Linked DNA regions of Homo sapiens: region 1 is linked to region 2. Evidence: chromatin contacts called from ENCODE Hi-C or POLR2A ChIA-PET data. All regions are on one chromosome and are shown on one strand. Each heading gives the region's core, a stretch centred on a gene start or an enhancer-like site at or near the end of the contact. The rest is flanking DNA. Distances are from core to core; before and after follow the strand shown. Region 1 holds the start of NRAV (negative regulator of antiviral response). Region 2 overlaps BICDL1 (BICD family like cargo adaptor 1).

Region 1 (2,715 bases), core at 111-2,610, 480 kb before region 2:
TGGCAACGGTTATCTTTCTCTGCAAAATTCTTACAAGTGTTTGTGGAGCGTCACACAAGATTTAGCTACTCTAACTGCACGCAGTGCGAAAACCTTTTAAAGCTATGAAGGGGAGTAACGCTCTTGCAAGCTAGAGGCACGCACTGCTGCGTTTGTCAAAAAAGGCATTTATTTCTGTTCCATCTGAAGTCTTTCATCTTCCCATTCTCGACTGGAACCCTCCCACGGCTTAGGCTGCCAGCTTTCTTCCCTTCCAGCAAACACTGCTCGAGAAGTTGGCAGTCCTGCCGGCTTTCTAGACTGCCATTTACCAAGCCCCTACCCCAGCCCCCAGCCCCGCCACCACCCACCACCTTCCCTCAACTCCCCACTGGAAGGCTGGCAAGATCTCCTCCCGGCCCGGCTGGAAACACCCACGCAGCTCCCCCCTCCGGAACACCCAGATGGATCCTCGGCGCAGGAACCACACAGAAGGGGGAACCGCTGCTCCCTGATCTTAGATACCGTTGCTAGGTGGCGCTTTCCCCCCGCGGAGCTGGGTAATTAAAAAAAAAAAAAAAAAAACTTCGGACGCCGGGGGTCTGGTCTTCTCCACAGGAGCGCAAAATGCATCTGCGTCCTTTCTGGAAGCTTCTACGCCCCAAGCCGCCAGCAGTATTCCCGGGACCTGTCAGGCGCCCTTAGGAAAGCAGGATCGGGGGGAAGGAACCCCCTGCTCCCGGCTGCGTATCGGCCCCCGCGCCCATCCTCACCTTCTTGATATGAGCCGCAATGTCCTTCTCTATGTTGTATTTCTCCAGCGCCTGAGTAGCGCACTCCACCGAGTCCTGTTGCATCTCTTCCGACATGTCCGCATTTTTGATCACGGCCTTTCGGTCGCACATGGTTACCTAGTGGGCAAGGCCTGGGGTAAGGGGTTGAGTTGGGCCGCGCCCCCCAGGCACTAACTGCCCCCACCCCGGCCGGCGCCACCACGGGACGACGCCCCCCACCCCACTTCTCAGGAAGCGCGGGCTACGCGGAGGGCTAAGTCCGGAGTGGGGCGAAATAAGGCAGCGAGGACACCCCCTGGCCCCCCGAGTTTCTCACCGTGGAGAAGGGGGCTGGCCGACTGCAACGGTCTCCTGGGGGAGGTGCTAGCACAGCTCAGGCCCGGCTAGAGATACCGTCGCTACCGAAACCGTGGCGCATCTAAGCAGCCCCACGCCAGCCGCCGCCGCCTAGTGCTCAGGCCCCGCCCTGCTCCCGCCGGCCCCGCCCCTCGCCGCGCGACCCTATTGGCTTGACGCAGCCCACGGCATTCTTCCATTGGTCCATTGACTCCATGGTTCCCTCAGGATCTTTCTCCTGCATTTTGTTGCAGACCACAATGCACCGCTCACGGCGTCGGTTGCCCGGGCAATGGGCCGCACGCTACGAGGCCCACACACCCAGAAGGTGGAGCCCCGGCCGGGTTACGAGGACCACCCAGCTGTCTGGAGAGGTAGGAAGGGAGCTTCTGCCGGGGCCAAGGGAAGTGATTCCAAATTCACGGAGGTTGTCCCAGGGTGTGTTCTCGAACAACAGTCTCTAGAAGTTGGTGGCCATTCCTGCCCCCACCCCCCCGCCCCCCCACCACGACAGGTCGCATGATCTCGCACCCCAGGTTAGCAGGATTACGACAGAGGTGGCCTCTCCCTTTACTGAAAGGGTATCTCTGAAGCAGGGCCGGCTTCGTGGGTAAACCAGCAGTGCAGTCTCACAGGAGGGACCCTTACGTTTTCATTTTGCACTGGGCCCCATTTGTAGTCGGTTCTGCTCTGAAATATTTAGGGGAGGGCATCCTCAGGATTGAGGGAGGGCTTCAAGGAGGGAGGGTGTTTCCTTACGAATTAAGGGATTATCCCCAAGAGTGGGGTCTCTGCCAAGCAATGCGGACATCCTTTAAGGGGTTGGGGATGGGGATCCGGGTGGATTTGGGAGTGTTGAGCCCCGGGGTTTTTGTCCAGGGTGAAGCTTCTTGCTCAGGTGAGGCAGTCTTTCCTGTGTGGGAGAGATTCTTGGTTGGGATTTATCTCTGAGGAGGAGGTATTCTAATGGACGAAAAAGCGGCCGTTAGAGAGATGACGTCCCCTCTGGCTTAGGGAGGAGACACGAAGTGGTTAAAAAAGCAAGATCTTGGGGGAGTTGAGGGACAAGTCAGATCTGGATTTAAATCCCAGCACTGTCATTTACTAGCTATTTGAATGTCTTCTTTAAGTAAAGGAGGACTAAATGTAAAAGGAAACCAGTTCATACGCTTGTTAGCAGTATTAAACATTTGAAGTTCTCTCAGCACAATGTGAGGCACATAGTAAATGATCAATGAATCTTATCAATAATTGTCAGTTTATACAACTATCCCAAAGGCCACAGCAAGGTTTTGAACAACCAGCTCTGAAATGCCTATAATGTATTTTTCGAACCTCCATAAATAAGTTATCAGGTTAATCATGTATCTGGAAGCTTCCTATTTACATTTCTACATTTTCCTCTGACCATCTACTCTCATTACTCCTTAAAACAATTTGTGGCTGGGCATGATGGCTCACACCTGTAATCCCAGCACTTTGAGAAGCCGAGTCAAGGGGATCGCTTGAGCTCAGTAGTTGGAGACCAGCCTGGGCAATATGGCCAAACCCCATCTCAAAAAATAAAAATAAAACAATTTGAGCAGAGGCACACAACTCCAGAAAG
Region 2 (2,710 bases), core at 33-2,532:
TGGGATGAAAGGCACGCGCCACCACACTTGGCTAATTTTTGTATTTTCAGTAGAGACGGGGTTTCATCATGTTGGCCAGGATGGTCTCGATCTCCTGACTTTGTGATCTGCCCGGCTCAGCCTCCCAAAGTGCTGAGATTACAGACGTGAGCCACTGCACCGGTGCAAGAATGGTTTTTTAATTCAAACTCTGCTGGTTTTCAAAATAGATGTTACTTTTGAAAGATGCCTCAATCCGATGCTACATTAAATTTTATTTTGGTTTTTGAGGAATAATTCAAATACTAAGCAGAATGCAAGGCTTCGAGTTGACTTGAAGTAACTGGTAGGTAGGTTCTATGTAGGGCTCCTTTTAAATATTGAAGTTCTTCTTTAATAATAGCTTTCTGTCTGCTAGGTTTTTAAGTAAACAGACTGCATAAAACAAAACATGATCGTTTAAGTAAACAGAATTACTTTGCAAAGATTTTTACACCTTGTTTTTCAAAGATTTTTTATAACACACATTTACCTAAACCACAGGTTTACTGGCTGTGACCTTAGATGAGTCACATCCTCCTACGGCCTTAGTGCTTTCTTCAACTGTGAGATCAAAAGGTCAGACTAGACAAGAGCTAAATAACATGGGTTAACCTTGCCCTTCAACAACTGTAATATGCGGGGGTTTCCACCATCTTAAAACACTATGCTAGAAATCTAAAGTCAAATTAGTTATTACCTACATTTCAGTCTTCAGAACAAATCAATGAGACTTTTCTGGATCCCTGCCATAATATGCATGGCACTAAGTGTTGTTGGGGATAAAAACTGGTTAAAGGCTGGACACGGTGGCTCACGCCTGTAATCCCAGCACTTCGGGAGGCTGAGGCAGGCGGATCACTTGAGGCCAGGAGTTCAAGACCTGCCTAATCAACATGGCAAAACCCTGTCTCTACTAAAAATACAAAAATTAGCCAGGCGTGGTGGCGGGCACCTGTAATCCCAGCTACTCAGGAGGCTGAGGCAGGAGAATCACTTGAACCCAGGAGGCGGAGGTTGCAGTGAGCCGAGATCGCGCCACTGCACTCCAGCCTGGGTGATAGAGTAAGACTCTGACACACACACACACACACACACACACACACACACACACACACACTCTGGTTAAAGACATAGTCCCTGCAATTCATGGTGTCTAAAACCTAGCAGGAGAAGAAATATAATCATGTGACATTAAATGACAATAAAATTTGGACCACAGGCTTTATAATTTTTTTTTTTTTTTGAGATGGAGTCTTGCTCTGTCCCCCAGGCTGGAGTGAAGAGGTGTGATCTTGGCTCATTGCAACCTCCACCTCCCAGGTTCAAACGATTCTCCTGCCTCAGCCTTCTGAGTAGCTGGGACTACAGGCATATGCCACCAGACCCGGCTAATTTTTTTTGTATTTTTAGTAGAGACGGGGTTTCGCCATGTTGGCCAGGCTGGTCTTGAACTCCTGACCTTAGGTGATCCACCCGCCTTGGCCTCCCAAAGTGCTGGGATTACAGGCATGAGCCACCATTACCGGCCCACAGGCTTTATAACTTAGATAAATTAAGAGTTTGACAAAAAGCATTCCCAAATGTCCCTACCACTGAAGGCAATGTAAAGGATAATGATATTCCATGTATAGCCCACCCTATGGGAGGTGGGGTGCTGGTCTGTGTAGGGAATGAGCTGGACACAGTATAGCAGATCTTATATTCATATTTTATAATCTGTTAGTTCCATTTCTGCAGAATTATAATGGAATAAAGGCTTTCCCCTTCCTTTCCCTTCCCTTTCCTTTAAAAAAGAAAAAAAATACATAATGGAATAAAGGTTCTAAGTGGTGGACTGTTTGAGGGATTCAGCTAATACCTCATGTCCTTAATTCATATATGAGAACACATAGAATTGATATCTATTACTTAGATCTTATCATTAATGTAAAGGGAAAGACATATGCTAAAACATCTCTGACATCATAGTTACATCTTGCCCGCCCTCTGAGCCTGACCAGGACAGTGTCATAGGAGGAGGTATAACTGGTATCCATGGCAACATCACCAGACTGGGACAATGTGAAAAGCCGTAACCTAGCAACTGATGACGAGAGGTGTGTATAGGGGGAATTCTTACAGTTCTGCAAATGACAAACATGCAGCATTGAATGCAACTAATCATACCAGGGCAATGCGGAAAATCTGACTTATTCGTGGAGAATTACAGAATGTCAACCTCATAAAACCTTAGTACTATGATGCATAATTTTAAACAGGAAAATCACATAAACACCTCCTCATTCCCCACACCGTCAGTCGTGTGCAGGGAAAGTACCTTATGTGTCATGACTGGAATGGAAAATAAATTTTGTTGTGGCACCAATCATCTCAACCTCTCTCTATTTCTCATTACACAAAGGAGTAAATTTGGGTGAGAGGAGAAGCCGCCCTCGGTCCCAGAGAAGGATGAATATGTTCTGCATGCAAAGGCGGCAGCATTACAAAGTTACCAGACATGATATACCACATCATGTGAGACTATCTCTCTACTAATTTTCTTTCCAACAGAGATCGCATACGTACATGTGGACATTTAGAGAGCGAAGGAATCATCTCGTTCAATCTCCGTGTTTTACTGACAGAAATTGAAACCCAGAGTGAGGATTTATTCAAAGTCAGAAAATTAGTGACAGAACATGGGCTAGAA

The links. A loop is a pair of places that touch in the nucleus more often than their neighbours do. ChIA-PET counts read pairs that join two places held with the same protein, here RNA polymerase II (POLR2A). Pooled maps may share reads with other maps.
Region 1: a pooled map shows a loop between it and region 2 (9-fold over the local background). The contact joins the promoter of NRAV here to the enhancer-like site in region 2. A Hi-C loop is called at or near these places in 5 of 50 pooled maps. POLR2A ChIA-PET finds 5 or more read pairs at or near these places in 4 of 52 experiments (A673, OCI-LY7, activated T-cell and 1 more).

What each region holds. Positions count from the first base shown.
Region 1 is chr12:120,494,591-120,497,305 of GRCh38, reverse strand. It overlaps NRAV (negative regulator of antiviral response), which reads left to right and starts at 1,360. Exons shown (of 2, transcript NR_038854.1): 1 at 1,360-1,483. It overlaps DYNLL1 (dynein light chain LC8-type 1), which reads right to left and starts at 1,193. Exons shown (of 3, transcript NM_003746.3): 1 at 1,090-1,193; 2 at 753-890. The coding sequence starts at 884. RefSeq lists silencers at 790-1,309, 1,600-1,649 and an enhancer at 869-1,535.
Region 2 is chr12:120,011,868-120,014,577 of GRCh38, reverse strand. The region is part of intron 2 of BICDL1 (BICD family like cargo adaptor 1); the gene reads right to left. Among named protein-coding and RNA genes, the nearest start is that of BICDL1, 24 kb to the right of the region's middle. RefSeq lists an enhancer at 1,918-1,997. Within about 2 kb of position 1,282, at least 5 of the 41 ENCODE cell types and tissues checked have a DNase peak (open chromatin) inside an H3K27ac peak, as active enhancers do.